2 separate regions of the Homo sapiens genome follow, and region 2 is linked to region 1. The links are chromatin loops, found by intact Hi-C in ENCODE. Cell type or tissue: natural killer cell. All regions are shown on one strand. Each heading gives the region's core, and the rest is flanking DNA. Links, peaks and the distances in the headings are about the cores only. Region 1 has its middle 95 kb from the start of LINC01814. Region 2 has its middle 98 kb from the start of LINC00299.

The links. Hi-C counts contacts between places; a loop is a spot of excess contacts. Peaks named below come from ENCODE experiments on the same cell type or tissue, not always from the same donor. Only the 100,000 strongest peaks of a DNase experiment are listed, where the experiment ranks them.
Region 2: a loop joins it to region 1, with 3 times the contacts of the local background. A loop is called at or near these places in 3 of 110 quality-filtered maps.

Annotation. Positions count from the first base shown.
Region 1 is chr2:8,484,261-8,492,595 of GRCh38, forward strand. No RefSeq gene overlaps it. Among named protein-coding and RNA genes, the nearest start is that of LINC01814, 95 kb to the right of the region's middle. RefSeq lists an enhancer at 3,820-4,209. In natural killer cell, for the core only: no CTCF peak of the experiment used is centred there; DNase peaks (open chromatin) are centred at 481, 2,081, 3,571, 4,121 and 1 weaker place; H3K4me3 peaks cover 2,885 bases; H3K27ac peaks cover 7,042 bases.
Region 2 is chr2:8,422,482-8,430,816 of GRCh38, forward strand. No RefSeq gene overlaps it. Among named protein-coding and RNA genes, the nearest start is that of LINC00299, 98 kb to the left of the region's middle. In natural killer cell, for the core only: no CTCF peak of the experiment used is centred there; a DNase peak (open chromatin) is centred at 3,260; H3K27ac peaks cover 3,546 bases.

The DNA of each region.
Region 1 (8,335 bases), core at 308-8,307:
AAACATGTATTATACATAGCATATGATACATGATGGCACTACACTGTATCTACAATTTTATATCTAATAGTTTAAACCTAACATTACAACATTATCATCTTCCTGGATTATTAACTACTCTTCAATGTGATTTTAATGGCTTTAAAATATTTTATTACATATATGTAAACACCAGATTTATTTATTCCTCTATTATGGACATTAAAGTTGTGAATTTCTAATTTTACATGTGTATTAGTGAGATAAATTTTAAAATAAAAATCCTTGAACATAGATCTTGATGAACCTACCTGAATATTTCCTGAGAATAAATTCCTAAGAGTTAAAACGCTGAGTAAAAGGCTGTGAACATTTTTAAGGCTCTTGATCAACATTGCCAAATTGCTCTCGAGGAAGGCATTACCAAGTTAGGCTATCTTTGGTGGTTGCTTAATGAGCTTGGTTTGAATTATGCGTATGTAACAGGGAGTTTTAGCTGGCAGAGCTAAGGTCTAGACTGCCACACCCTCCCCCAAACACAAACATCAGTACCTGTCTGCACCCAGAGGTGCACAAGGGAGTTATTATTTTGTACTCAGGAGAGTAGAAGGGGTCGTCAGTAAAGGAGAGTCCAGCGGACAACAGAGGGGGCTTATGGTGTGTCTTCCCCAGCTGGTCCCAGGCTTCTCTCCCCAAGTGGAAGAAGAGACAGGGGAGGCCTCTGGAGAGCAGATCTGCTTCAGATCTAGAATCACTGGGAAAAGCTCACTCATTCTGTGTCTGCAGCAAGCCTAGCACCCCTCTGGCCCCCTGAGGTTTGGAAATTTGGGGAACCCTTGAAGGTAACATCATGCCTGGGACGGTGGCCTTCTTGAAGCAGACTGAGACAGCAACAAGATACCTGCTAGTTTATTCACAAGCACCAGTCTTGGATAGAGAGAACGATCCCAATGACCCCAAGTGACCTGGTTTAGGGGGTCTGGGAAGATGCCAGAAATAACTGGGAGTACTTGGGGAGGAAGTTCAGATTATCCCTCTGATGGCAGCTCTGAGCCAACCCATCCTGAGCCAACAGACAAATGAATTAGATATTCATAATTTTCTCCATAATTTTTCAGCATTTGATTGTTTTATCATGGCTAGAATCCACTCATCCATCCGTCCTCGTACTGGAAGGCTGAACAGCCCACATGTGGATCGTGGCCTCCTCAACTCCATCAACCTCGGTTGGGGAGAAAGTGCATGGGCTGCAGCGGCTCAACTACCAGACCTCAAACTCTGACTCCCAGTCCACAGCCCTAGATCCCAAACCAAAGCTCTATCACATTCATATGCGTCTAACAGCTCAAACTGAGGGCTGGCTAAGAGCTTCATAATTTAGCAGTTACAAGAACAGGGAGAGCATCAGAGTAAATTACACAGTTTAGAAGGAGGACAAGTTTAGCAAAATTAAGAATAGTGCTTTAATTTACACTTCCCTAAAAATATAATTGTTTATTTAAGAAAGCTTTTTGCCTTGTTAACAGAAATTACCAAATGAAAATGTATTTTGACTCCATAAATGTACTGGGAGTTCACCAATCTAACGTTACATAATAAAGACAAGGTCTAATCAATATTTTGATTTATGAAGGTCAAAAATCAAGGTGTGAGGTGTTTCCTTGAAGTTCAAGGCTTCAAGAGATATGCTTTAGAAGGGAAGTCCAAATAACCACAAGTCATATATCATCATCTAACTGTTTTTGCCCCTATAAACATCAGTTGGCATTTACCCTATGTTCTTCACCCACTTGGCCAGCAGTCTAATAATAACAATAACAATAAATAACTACCGGTTATCAAATACTTATTACTTGAATGTCTTGGCTCATTGAATGCTTACATGTCTATGATGTGGATCATATTCTTTTTACCATGCAATTAATTTTGTTATTGTGGTAAGAACATTAAACATGAGATTTACCCTCCTGATAAATATTTAAGTGCACGATGCTTTATTGTTGACTATAGGTACAATGCGGTACGGTAGATCTCCAGACCTTATTTATCTCGCTTGACTGAAACTTTATGCCCATTGATTAGTAACTCCCCACTTCCTGCCTCTCCAACCCCTGGTAACCAACTACCATTCACACTCTGCTTCTGTGAATTTCACTATTTTAGAGACCTCATATAAGTGTAATCATGCAGTATTTGTCTTTCTATTACTGGCTTATTTCACTTGCAATAATTGTCCTCAAGTTTCATTCATGTCATTGCATATTGCAGGATTTCCTCCTCTTTAAAGACTGAATAATATTCCATTGTATGGATGGACCACATTTTCTGTATGTACTCATCTATCCACAGACATTGTCTTAGTTGTTTCCACATCTTGGATATGTGGGCAATCTTATCAAGCCCTTTTCACAAATGAGATAACTGAGACTCAGAAAAGGCAACCCACCCACATTCAAATATTTGGTAACTTGCTCAAACCAGATCTTGCCTACCACCGACTCCATATGCCTGATGTCCACCAAGCATTTGCAACCACAGGAATAAAAGTCACTGGGTGCACATTCTACTCCAGGTGCTTTATACATCCTATCTAGAACCGAGCAACCTCACCTGGCAGACAGCTCCCTGACATGAACCTTTATGAAGAAAGCCAAGTTAGTCAAGAGGGAAGCCCCGATCCCAGCCCAAGCAGTCAGATTCCAAAGGCCCGTTTCTGCTGTTCCAAGTTGTTCTTCTCCCCGCCTGCAAATAAAAACACCTAAGGGATTTTTTTTTTTTTTTTTTTTGAGACAGAGCCTCGCTTTGTCGCCCAGGCTGGAGTGCAGTGGCGCGATCTCGGCTCACTGCAAGCTCCGCGTCCTGGGTTCACGCCATTCTCCTGCCTCAGCCTCCTGAGTAGCTGGGACTACAGGCACCCGCCACCGCGCCCGGCTAATTTTTTTGTATTTTTCAGTAGAGACGGGGTTTCACTGTGTTAGCCAGGATAGTCTCTATCTCCTCGGCCTCCCAAAGTGCTGGGATTACAGGCGTGAGCCACCTCGCCCGGCCGGATATTTTTTTTAATGTTGGTTCCCAGGTCTTTTCCTAAGAGTTTCTGATTCCATTGGTCCAGTGTGGGGCCCCAGCTTCTGCGTTTTATTTTAAAACCCCTCAGAAGATTCTAACAGTTCACTGGGCAGCCGGGGCCGACAACGGCTGCATGGCTCCCCTTATTCCTTACAGATCCCAGGCACTCCACGGGGCACATTCTGCCCTCCAGGGGCTGCCAGGTTGCTGAGCAGTGACCAGGAAACCTCACCCAATAAGAGAATTTGTCGGACGGGGGCTTTGGAGAGAGCCAAGTGAGGCCGCGGGAGGGAAGCCTGGGCCAATGCGGTTTGGGAAGAGATGGGAATTGGCAGGAAAGGATTCCTTAGGGGAGGGGACGTTTGTGCTGAGTAAGGTTCACCAAGAGAAAAAGGGGGAGAAAAGTAAACCTGCCATGCTAGCGTCTCCACTTCCCTTTCCTGCTAAACGGCTGTATGGACGTGATCCCCCAGAGGCACGGCGGGCTCCAGCCTGCCCGCTCAGCCCTTCTCTGACTGGAGAGGAAAGCACGTGTGCCCATCAGCCCACGAGCTGCAGCCACCAGCCCCACGGCCTCCTGGATGAACTCCATTAAGCCAACTCAGAGAGTTCAATTTTTGCTTCAGTTCTAAAAAGACAAATGAGGATCTGGGTGAAGAATTGTTAGAGATTTTTCATTCTAATTGAGAAACTCACCCAGAGAGGCTGCCAGAGCCCAGGTAATCAATCTCTTGGGCCGTGTGTGACAGGGCAGCCTTCGCGCCCCTATTCCACGGGGAGAAATCAGAACTTCCGGTGGACCCGCAGGGGTCACAGGAAGTCCCCTTTGCACAGACCGGTCCCCATTGTCGGGAAGAACAGGGTGACATCCAATCAGCTTCTCCAGGTCCAAATCAATCACCTACATTTCAATTCCCTTTTCTCATCAAATGCCAGCTGCGAAAGAGCCCAGCCTCATCAGAATTCTGCTGTGATGAGTGTTGAAACTACAGGAATTAAGAACTAGGTCACCGCAGGGGAAGGCTGCTCTGTGGTTTCATTATCTAGGTTGCTGGAAAGCCCCCATCTCACAGGGATCCCCCTAGTCACCAGAGCACCGTGAGGCGTGGATATTCAGCATCCGAAATGCATTTTTTGTGGGGACAGCAGCACACGTGGGGAAGGAACACAGAATCGGCTGTGGCCAGCGGGTCTATTCATGCCGTGAAGATCCTCCCAGACCCCTCCCGATGCCTACTGGGCTTCAGGCCCCAGGAAACAAAGCTAAGTCATGCTAGCCCCTGCTCTGGAGAAACCGCTTCCCGGTGGCTGGGATGGAAACAAGCACCAGGCCCCGAGGATGCAGAATCAGAGGATTCCCAGGAGCTTCGTGTGAGGCTGGAGGGCCCAGCTGGGATGTGCAGGGAGGGACCCCTCAGGGCTGTGCGCTTTAGCTGAGCTGAGTGCAAAGGATGACAAGGAGGAGAAAAAGAAAAGAGAGCAAGATGGAGCTGGGGCGAGAGCAGAGAGATGCATCAAGGGGAGAAAGCAATGTGTCCAAAGACATGAGACAGAGAGGCCCATTCCCTCTGTGGGAGGTGGAAGAGGGGCGGTGGGCCCTCTTTGAGCCCACCTGCTGTGCTAGGGAGGCAGAACTGTGCCCTAAGACACAAGAGACTTGTTGGATGACTTTCTGGCAAAGACAGAACCTGATCAGATGCATGCGTCTGAAAGGATGGTGCAGGCAGCCTGCAGCCCGGGAGCAGGGTGAGAGGCTGCAGGATCACAGTGGGCAGCTGGGCCACCCTAGGGAAGGCACTGACTGATTGGAGGTTTGCAGGCTAACCAAGCTGGAGGCTGCATGTGAGAAGGAGGGAGGAGAGCTCCAGGACAATCACAGATGATCATGATGGGCTGGGCGCGTGCCGCCTACGCTGTACCCACTAAGCACTTAACTTGCATTATTTTATCATCTTCAAAATCCCTTGCCGCAGGAGCTGTTATAGTCCCCATTTTTCAGAAGAGAAAACAGAGACAAAAAGCAGTTGAGACCACAGAGCCATGACATGCAGTACAAGGCCGTCGGCTTCCAGGGTCCCCTGTTAACCACAGCCTAGCGTGCCCATCCAAGGCCGGCCCATGGTGGCCAGCTTGCACAGCAGGGTGGATGGCAGGGCCAGTCATGGGGAAGGAGGGCACTAACAGAGAAGGTCTAAGCTGAGACACCAGTGGAAGATCTAGGGCAACAGGCAACACTGCCCCGTGGGAATTCTTCTGTGCTATGTTCTAGAATGTTCTGTAATTCTGCCCTGTCTGATACAATAGCCGTGAGTCACATATGTGAAATACAGCTACTGCAAGTGAGGAGCTGAATTTTAAACTTCATTTCATTTTAATTAACGTTCATCACCACATGTGCAACTGGCTACCATGCCAGTTATGGTAGATCTAGGGTTTGCAGACAGCAAGCAATGTACTTTTTGCATCTAAAGCTCAGGAAGGCACCTGGGCTGGTGATGTATGAACAATGGTTTCCGCTTAGCAGCTCCAGGTACTTCTGGCTGGTATCATGCATTCCTATTTGGTAAGAAAACTAAGGCTTACGGATGTTAAGCAAGGCCCCACATTCGTGCATGGATGACCCAGACACAGCACAGGGGAATCCAATTCCGAAGCCCCTTTGTTTATCTACCACGGCCCCTAATACCACCCCCAAGTTTTCCGTAGAGCAGGATAAGAACACAGGCCTCTGGGTTTGGGGACCGCCACTTATAGGTGAAATCACAGGGGTGCATGCGACCACCCAAGGTGTGTGCAGAATCTAAGAAAAGGTGCTAAGGAAAGAGTCCAAGGGGACATGGAGAAGAGAAAAGGCCCCTGAGGGACCTCAGAAAAAATACCCAGAAAAATAGGAGGAAGATCATGCTTTCATTCATTTTACCAAGCACCAAGCATCCACTCTCTCATTTCTAGCAAATGAAAGAGTGATTGCCTGGTCCTCAGTGAGTCCTGTTCACTGAGGGCCACACTACAAGGCAGAAGTCAAACCACCACCTGGGACAGAGGCCCATGCAGGGCCAGTGCCAGGGCAGGAAAGTGAGAGCTCGCCCCTGGCTGATCTGACCCAGGAAGGCTTCCTGGAGGCAAGCAGTATTCTTAGAAGCTAATATCCTGTGCACCAGAGAACTCCCTTGGAATGGAGTGGAATTATTCCCCTGAATAACTTAAGCGAATTCCTAGTGGAGCACAAAGTCAATGTAAATGTAAGCTTCTGGAGGTTGCCTCAGTAAGGCCAATGCACTACTGAGGAATGATAAGAAAAATGCCAGTAAGTGGTTTCCATGAGGTCATTATTTTTATTGAATCATAAAATATTGAGCAGTTCTGTTTTATTTTTAAAAACAGAAACTCAAGAGATGAAGTAGAAACAAGCCAAGTGAAGTTTGTTAGTTCCATTAAAATATTACCTGCCAGAGGAAAGAATGTACTATAATTGTCATCTATGCTCAATGCATACTAAATACCACCTACATGTGACCAGCGGTTTATATTCTTTTCAACTTCTCTGCTGCCATCTTAACCATTTCAGGGAAATAAGCTGTAGAAAGTCAAATTAGGGCTTAAAGAAACGAGACTTGGCCTCAAAGATAAATAGTATCATTGCCCTGATTTCATTGTTTCAAATATAAGATTTTATTTTGAGACGAAAGTTTAATTAGGCAGAGGTGGATCACTAAATTCTTTGACTTCAGAATCATACTTTCTGCAAGATTTCACCTGTGAAATTCACTGCCTTTAATTACTGCCTCACGTTAAAAGAGAGAATCTTTCTTCTGAATGGCTAATAATGTTATTATAAGAGGTAATTACAGAGCAGTTATCTGTGGTCAGTAACACCAACGTATGTAGATGGCAATATTCTGGTTTTTGAACTTTGAAGGCAATTTGTTAGGGAAACACTTTCTTCCCCAAACAATGTTGATGTTTTGGATTTGTTGGTCTTTTCTGATCTTCTTTTTTTTTTCTTTTTAAGAAGGAAAAAAAGAAGCATTTAGAAATCAGTCCTTTACTGGATGAATTTCTTCACTTCCCAGAAAGCAAGAAAACAATTGTTTCCTGTAATTGGACAGTTTGATTGGAGGCAGGTGGTGCTGAGCTGAGGAAACTGGAGCCACAAAGCCAATTTTGGCTTCAAGCACATTCCCTTTAGTTCTAAGTTCCAGCAGTACAACATGTAAATTGGCTTCACAAAAGCCGATTATAAATTTAGTTCCCGTTTCTCTAACAAGCACCTTATCGGCGATGAAGAGTTTTGGCAAATGGGGACAGCGTACAGATCAGACGCGGTTAGAAAGCTGCCCTGAGATACCCCAGCACTAATTCCTTGAACATGTTCTTGCTACCACAAAGCAGAAATTTATGAGCGATCCCGGGAGCCATCGTGTGTCATCGTTTTAAACTATGGTGATTTCTTCTTTTTTCAGGTTAACTGGCCTTTGCGTTGCTCGTGCTGCATTATCTTGAGTTAATATTTGCCCTCCATATTTTCAAGTAACAGGCCAAGTCAACTTGGCGTTGCGGATTGCAAACATCAGCCCTGAGTATGGCCCAAACTTCAAGGTCTGGGAAATAAATGGGAGCCGTTTATTATTCCCTGCTGCCTTCACCCCGTCTCTGAGCCCTCTCCTTTCTCTTCCCATGTGCTGGTTCATGCATTTTTACCCCTTGCAGGGCAGCTGAGAAGCAATATTCCTCTTTTACAGATGGAGAAGCTGAGCCCCACAGAGGTTAACTGCTTTGGCCAATGTCACACAGTCAGTCAGGAGCAGAGAAGTAATGGGCCCAAGTGCCAGCTTCCCAGTCGTGTTCCAACTTCGTGTTGGAACTGCTCCAACTTCGTGTTAATTAATTTCCTCCCTACTGTAAATCCATAAATTAAAATAGCCATTTATAAGAGACATGGGGGTTTCTAATAAATGGAGGCACATTCTTGGAGGAAAGGCAGGGGGAAATTTATCTGGTAATTTCTATCCAGTTATTGTCTTTATATACTCTCTATATTAAATCAGTGACTGTAAAGGTCCAGCATGTTTTATAATTAACTTCTGACCATGCTTAAATTTTTAGAAATGTTAATCTAATGTCTAGGTGAGATTTGAGCTTCTTATTATTGTTAGAACTTGGAAATAACCTTTTCTGATCCCAAATAGATTAATGGCTGAAATGATAACTTTGTTCTCAGATAAATTTCACCGGTCAGTCTGCCTTTCTGTACAGAATTATTTTACAAAAACACATTGCAGAGTTCGCT
Region 2 (8,335 bases), core at 237-8,236, 62 kb before region 1:
AGAAGAGGAACTGCCACCGTCCATATGGGAGCCCCTGGGTCCTTCCAGGAATAACTGAGTGAGATTTCTCCTGGGCTTGAGTTCCCACGGTAGCAAGAGATCATGTTGGTATCCTTGGCTTCTCAGCTTGGGGAAACAGTGACCTTCAGCAACTGGAATCCACTAATCATGTGACCGAACAAATGAAAGACCAAAGGACCATTGGTTAGGGCACTAACTTGAGAATTTATTTCTGAAAAACAAAGTTTTCTTTTCAGATGAAATGGGATATGAAACATTTATAGAGGGTCTAATGCATGCCAGATACTTTACACAGATTGTTTTATTGAATCCTTATAACCACCCTATAAATAGCCATTATTTTCATTTACTGATAAGAAAACTGAGACTCAAAGATTTTCAAAAACTTATCTAAGATCATGCACCTAAAATGTGGAAGAGCCACATAAACCCCATAGATTTTCTGAATCCAAAGTCCACAATCCATCCTGAACAGTGCTTGGATGCCAATTCCTCAAGTTTTATCTGAAGAATTATTTGTGTTCTATGTAATACCCCACCTATATCTAAGAAGATCTGAAATAGCTACTCCTATAAACATCTTGCCACCAGCTACCTAGTCATGCCCCTCAATGTTGAAGATAATGAAAATGCTGGGACTTTTCCCAAATGCATAGGAAGGTGGGAAATCCAGGTCAGACCCAGACTCCCAAGTTCTTTTAACAGTGCTGTCTACACCAAGGCTAGCATCCTGGCTGTGAAATCCACAGTCCCCCATTAAACGGCTCAGGGATACCCAGAATGAGGGTCAGCCAACCGAGATACAATTTAAGGAGAGCCAAAAATCTCCATCATCAAGATAAATAATATTTTCATGCCACATTTGTTTTCTTAACTATTATGGATACATAATAGTTGTACATATTTACAGAGTACGTGTGATATTTTACTATTAATAGAAGCATACGATGTGTGATGATCTAATCAGGGCAATTGTGGTATCCATCCCTCAAGCACTTATCATTTCTTTGTGTTAGGAACATTCCAATTTTTGAAATTGGAATTTTAGTTTCTTTTTAGTTTTTATTGAAATATTCTTTTTTTGAAATATACAATATCTGAGTTATTTTTGAGTTTTTGAAATATACCATAAATTATCAGTTACTATAGTCTCCCTATTGTGCTAGTAAACACTAGATCTTACTCTTTCTATCTAGTTGTATTTTTGAACTCATGGTGGGGAGGGGGAACCAAAAGAGGGGATGGTTAATGCAATACTTTTAAAAATAAAAATTAATGCAAAAAATCCATGATGAACAAAATATCAACATTTTAAATAAAGACAAGGTGCTTGTATGCTTGTCTGTTTCCAATCAGCTGTGGTTTCTGGGCCCCATGGCCTCCATGTCCCCATGAGACTGCTTCATGAGGGCTGACAGTGGCATGCTGTATTAGGCTGTTTTTGCATTGCTGTGAAGAAATACCCAGGACTGGTTAATTTATAAAGAAAAGAGGTTTGATTGGCTCCCGGTTCTGCAGGCTGTACAAGCATGGTGCTGGCATCTGCTCGGCTGCAGGGAGGCCTCGGGGAGCTTTTACTTGTGGCGGAAGAAGAAGGGGGAGCAGGCCCTTACATGACAAAAGCAGGAGCAAGGGCTGGGGTGGAAGTGCCACACACGTAAACAGCCAGATCTCATGAGAACTCACTCGCTATCAGGAGGACAGCCCCAAGCCCTGAGGGATCCTCCCCCACGACCCAAACACCTCCCGCCAGGCCGGCCTCCAACACTGGGGATTACCTCTCAACATGAGATTTGAGCAGGGACAAACATCCAAACCAAGTCATGTGCGGACAGAACAACATTGGGCTTCATATCTAGTCATGGGTTTTGATTCCAGAGGTTCTATTCACGTTTTCTGCTTGGTTCAGAATATGGGAGGACATTCTAACAAGTACATATGGGGGTGCATGTGCTTCCTCTTGCCTCAGGCTCCAGTTTGGCCCCATGTGGCATGGGCACAGCTCATCATTTAGTCAGCACAGAGAGGCGACAGGAAACTGAACAAGGAAGAGAACCTATGGTGGAATTAGTACGTTCACAGCTTCTCATGGGCTAACAGCATCCACGCACACGCTACATGATGTGAACTGCCACGTCCCTTGCAAACATCCCTCTCTTTGGGAGAGTCTGTAATTTTTCAATGACCCTAACAACGTTGACACAATCTTTCCACTCTAAAAGACACTAGTGTGTCATAGGAGCAGATGCAAAACATGTTCCTTGTTCATGGGAGCAATGATAATTACTTTGACGACAATAGAGAAGCTAGAAGGTATTAGGCTGGGAACAAGACAATGCAAACAGGACTGGATTAATTTGCATTAAAAAGACTGCAAGAGCAATTAGCACCTCATTAATATGACATAAATGTTAATTTATACAGATCCCAAGTGACCCTCCACTTCCTTCCTCCCCACCAGTGTGAGTGTTATGGTAGGAAGCACTCCATGAGAATGGCTTTCAAAGGCTGGGAGCAAGTCCATCTGCCCGGCCTTTCCAAGGAGGTGCAGATGAGTTCGAGTGTCCACTTAGCTGAGGCCACAGCAACCTTCTCACACGAATGGGCCGCCTGTGGGAATTACACTGCAGCCCGCAGAAGGCTCTGCGTTCACAAGGGAGCCTCGACACTGCTGCACACAACAGCGCAGTGGCCGTGGTGGCCCAGGAAGGGCTGCATCCACGCTGGGAGGGGCGGAGCCCACAGAGAACTGCACAGCTAAGGTTTTCCACCACAAACCTGAAGCTCGTTAGGATCAAAGCAATTGCCTTGAATAATTGATTTCTTCATACCAGTATGAAAATAAAATAAAATAAAACCCTGGAGGGTTGTGAATGGCATGAGATATAATCACACCACTTGAGAGTGAGAGGCACTTAGCGCCCTGAGGGTGTGATTAGGGCATCCTACATCAAAGGACGGTGTCCTAAAATAGTTCACCCAGTAAATCATTTCACACAATTCATTGTAAATGACACTGCCAGGAAGAGGAGATTCTGGAGAGCTTCTACCACCCCTTTTATTCTCCGTTGACCCTTAGGAGGAAGGAGACAGGATGGAAAAGGAGTATGAGGGTAACTGGGTGTGGGCACCTCCCTGTGGGAAAGAAATCTCACTGTTATTCTCACTTTGACTTGCAGGGACACTGACCTCCAGGATGTGGTTAAACACACACACAGTCACAAACAAACAAACTCCCACATATTCTCCCACACATGCGCATGTACGCGCGCGCGTGCGCGCGCACACACACACACACACAGAGCTTATGCCAGAATCTACCTCCATTCAAGAATTGTCCTGGGTGTTCGTCACCACGTCAGTCTTGCAAAGCCTTCTGCAACTCTGCCTAGGGACATGATGGCAGGACCCCAACACCTGTCCCACCACCCCAACACCTGTCCCGCCACCCCAACACCTGTCCCGCCACCCCAACACCTGTCCCGCCACCCCAACACCTGTCCCACAACACCAACACCTGTCCTGCCACACCAACACCTGTCCCGCCACCCCAACACCTGTCCCGCCACCCCAACACCTGTCCCACAACAGCATTCACAGGCTCCATGGTGCATCCATGATGCAGGAGAGTCTCCCAAATCCAACTTAACGCCAAAGATGTGCGGAGCAACCAGTGTGTTGAGAACACTCTGCCAGGCACAGTGGGGTGCAGGGGATTCCGAGCAAGTCCCCGGGGGGGGAGGTTAACACAGTGACTGAGATGGACGGGCCCCAAGAAGCCATTCGAGGCCATTACCAGGATAAAGAAGAACGAGGACAGTTAGGAGGACTCCATGGAAGAAGTCAAATCTGAGATGGTCCTCCTGAAGAATGAGGCAATTTCAGTAGCCCCACGTGGATAGAAGCACTCACATGAAGGGAAGAACGCAGGCCAAGGCACAGCACAGGTGACTCGAGATGGGTGCTCAGAACCCAGGTCTGGGCTGCAGTTCTCGAAACCCTCTGAGACGTGTCACATAGCAAGCACATGGACAAGGAAGCAGAGTGTTGGAAACGGGAATCGACTCAGAGAATGTGAGATAGAGTCACTAGATTGGTGTTTCTCAAACTCAGATCCCAGGAAGTATTCTCAAATCTGCAGCTCTTCCTTGGAAAGTTAAAAGTTGACTATTTTCCTCGTGATAAGCATCTTAGAGGAAACGCTGCTCTATGCCTATCTTGCACCGCCTAGTTCACTTCCTCACAAACCTCCGTCTTAGTGCCTGTGTTTGCGTCTGTGCTTATGGGGGTGTTGGCACCGTGGAATTCTGCTTTAATGGATGCAGGCTAGGAGAAAAGAATAGAGGCGACTTGATACACAAAGAGTGAAGTTGAGCCAAGCAAAAGGTCAGATGGCCTCGCAAAGCACAGTGTGAATGAAAGCTTCACAGAAGTTCACATGGAGGACTCTGGTGGGAGAAGTGAGTCTCCAGAGACAGGGCAGATTACGAGGCTGGTTTCACCGGGCCTGGCCTGGCCACCAGCACCAGGACACAGCCGGGTCAACAAAGCATCATCGTAAACTCCAGCGGCAGTGGGTTTGGGTTTGGTGCATACTTCATTAGAAAAACTCTCTAGTTTTGTAGACGTATAGGACTACACACAGAGGTTGACTCCTAGTTGTGTTTTTGCACAAATAGAACATATTTAAAACAACACCAGGGGACTGGTTTTTTTTTCCCCCTTTTCAAAGGAGTTGCTACATTACTCCAGTCCAAGAAATGCTACCCCAGACAGTGAGCTTATTGAGGGCAGGGACCAAGTCTCACTTATCTTTGGACTGCTGTTTCCAGCTGGGTGCCTGGCATGTGGTAGGGATTTGACAGAAACCGGTTGAATCACATGGACATCTGGGCGTGTGACATCTGTTGGAGGCAGGATGGATTAATTCTCAGGGGCTGTGGTCGCCCTTGGGCAGAGCAGCTTATGGCAGATGATAGTGAGCCATGCACTTTGGATGGCACAGAGTCACCGAGAGGAACAATTGTACCTCACTTCAGGGCAGCTGTCCACACTAATTTAGAGGACAGCAGTGAGCAGAATGGAAACTCAGGAATGGGGACTCCAGGTCAACGAAATTCCAAGATACTGTCCCATTTTCTCAAGGGATCCTTTATGTATATTTTTAACTTTCTGAATTTTTACGAGTATATATTACTTATTTTTAGGAAAGTTTAAAATACTAAAAAGTACAAGGAGTAATAGAACAGACACTCATATTCTCAACATCCAGAATTAACAATTACAATTGGCCCTCCCTACCCACGGGTTCCCAAATCTTCACAGATTTAATTAACCCAAGATCAAAAATGTAGTTAGAACTACGATGGTTGCATCTGCACTAAATATGTACACTTTTTTCCCGTCATTATTCCCTAAACAATACAGTATAAGAACTAGTTACACAGCATTTAGATTGTATTTGGTATTATAAGTAATTTAGAGATTATTTAAAGTAGAGGGGAGGACATGTGTAGGTTATATGCAAATACTACAGAGTTTTATATCGGGGACTTGAGCATCTGAGGATTTTGGTATCTTGTGGGATCCTGGAACTAATCCTCCATGGATACCAAGGGATGACCTTATTAACATTTTCTCTAATTTGCATCAAATCTTTTTATGTATACACATTTTGAATTACAGAAGTAATATGGATATAGTATCTATTAAAGTAGGAGGAGGAAGAAGAAGAAAGAGAGAGAAGGGAAGTAAGGAAAGAAGGAAGGAGGGAGAAAAACAGATAAGGGTAGAGAACTAATCACACATAAAGCAGAAGTGTGCCAGGCATGGTGGCTCATGCCTGTAATCCCAGCACTTTGGGAGGCCGAGGCAGGCAGATCACGAGGTCAGGAGATCGAGACCATCCTGGCTAACACGATGAAACCCCGTCTCTACGAAAAGTTCAAAAAATTAGCCGGGCATGGTGGTGGGTGCCTGTAGTCCCAGCTACTCGGGAGGCTGAGGCGGGAGAATGGTGTGAACCTGCAAGGCGGAGCTTGCAGTCAGCCGAGATCGCGCCACTGCACTCCAGCCTGGGTGACAGAGTGAGACTCCGTCTCAAAAAAAAAAAAAAGCAGAAGTGACTTTTCAACCAGTTCCAGGACTATCGAGCTTATCTGCCTCACCTTCTTTTCTGAAACAACCTCCCTCCTAACCTTTTTATGTTCACATGCATATATATGAATCCATCTATGTATGCATTGTTTTGTGTGTGCTTAATTTGCATGAATATCACACTCAAAGTTCTATTCAACTTGTTTTTTCACTTATCACTATAGTTCTGAGTATCTATTCATGTTGACGTATACAGATCTATTTCTGTCCTTTTAATACTGTGCAGTATTCCATCTTATGAAAATACCACACGTCATCTATCCAGTTCTCTATTAAAGGACATGTAGGCTATTTCAAATATTTTGCTATTAGAAACAAGGCTACAATTAACATCTTTGTCCATGAGTTTGTATGCATTTGTTGGAATGTTCTTCTAAACTGTATGCCTAGAAATGATATTGCAGAGTAGCTGGGCCTGCATGTTTTTAGTTTTACCAGATATTGTCAAATTGCTCTCCCAAGTAGCTCTGCAAATTTAAACCTCCTCCAACAACGTGTAATGCCCGTATTTGTGCAAAAACTTGACACAATCATACTTTAAATGTTTGCCAACTTCCCTCATGACTTTAAGTTTTGGTATCTTGATTTCATATGCAATTTAGATATACAAGTAAAAGTGAACATTTATGTGTATGTTTACTAGCAGCTGTGTGTTTCTCATCCATGAGATGACTTCATATCCTTTACCCATTTTCCACTGCATTTTTTCTTTTTCACTTGTAGTTCTTTACATACGTTAAGTCCTAAACTTTTGATATTGGTTAAAAATTAACATTTTTATAGAGTCGTTGATCATGGAGAGAGTTTAAATATTGATATTGGCTAATCGCGTCTCGTTTCTGAAAGTTCCCTCTGTATCTTCTTCTGTAATTTTACATTTTTTATTTTTCAAATTTAGACACTGAGTCCTCCTGGGATGTCTGTTTTGTATGTGGTCTGAGTTAATGGTGATCTATTTTGTCCATAAGCAAAGACAGTGATAGCAACATTATTTATTAATAGTCCATGCCACTGCACTCATCTCCCAAGCTTCCCTTTCACATCACAAACTCCCACATGTGTCTCTTGTGTGCTCTTCCTCCACCTGCCTGGCCACCCCTGTGCTGGCTCATCCTGCTTCCATTCCTATTGCTTTATAACATGTCTTGATGTCTGATAGAGAAAAATCTCTCTTATCCTTTTCCTTTATAATCGTCTTGGCTATTCTTGCCTTTATTCTACTATACACATTTTTTATAATTTCATTTGGACGTACGAATAAAGGAATTACAATGACTTGGATTTAAATTGCATGTGAATTACAGGTTATTTGGAAAGACCAACAGCTTTACAAAAATAAGTCTTTCAATCCACCAATGCCGTATGTCTCCCTCCATTCTTGTCCTTCCAGGTGGGCTTTTATCATTTTCCCCATGAAGATGTTATATCATTTTGTTATATTTGCTCCAAATTTGTTATACTTTTGTTTCTTTTGTAACATAGATATTTTTTCTTACATTTTCTGCTTGGTTCTGACATATACAGGGGTGGTTCAAAGGGAAGTAAGATCAATTATTTTGCAGAAGCAAAGAAGCTAAAGCTAGTTCTTTGGGGGTAGAAAGCAAGTGGTTGGAAGATGGGCCTTCCAAGCAGAGGTAACAGAAGACCCCACTCAAACTACTATAAGCAGCTTGGCTGGGCTGAGTGGAGTGGCATGGAAGCTTAGTGGGAGAAGGTGAGATCCAGTACGTGGGAAAAGGCCAGGCCGCAGTGGGACACAGAAGTCAAGCCCATGACTGTGATGACGGAAGGGCACAGTTTCTCTCCATCAATCCCCCAGTTTGACCAATGGGGCTTTCTCCAAATTTCTCATGGCCCTGACTTGTTTTGAGTAGCCAGACATGGACGCAGCCCTGGCCTTAGAGGGAGCACTGCCTTAGTAATGCAGAAGGAAAGAAAAGAGCTAATTACTGGACTTTTAAAAATGAAAATACACTTTTGGACTTTATAGAAGAGATAATAGTTTCAGAGAGCAGACATAAAAGTAGCTTGGGACTAGACAAAGATTCTCAGACAGGGCAAGAAAGAAGAGAACCAGAGGGGAAGCCAGAGGGTCCAGACAACTGGAAGCAGACGCTGGAGGTGTTTCCAGAAGATCTGAGCATCAGGAGGACCTGGG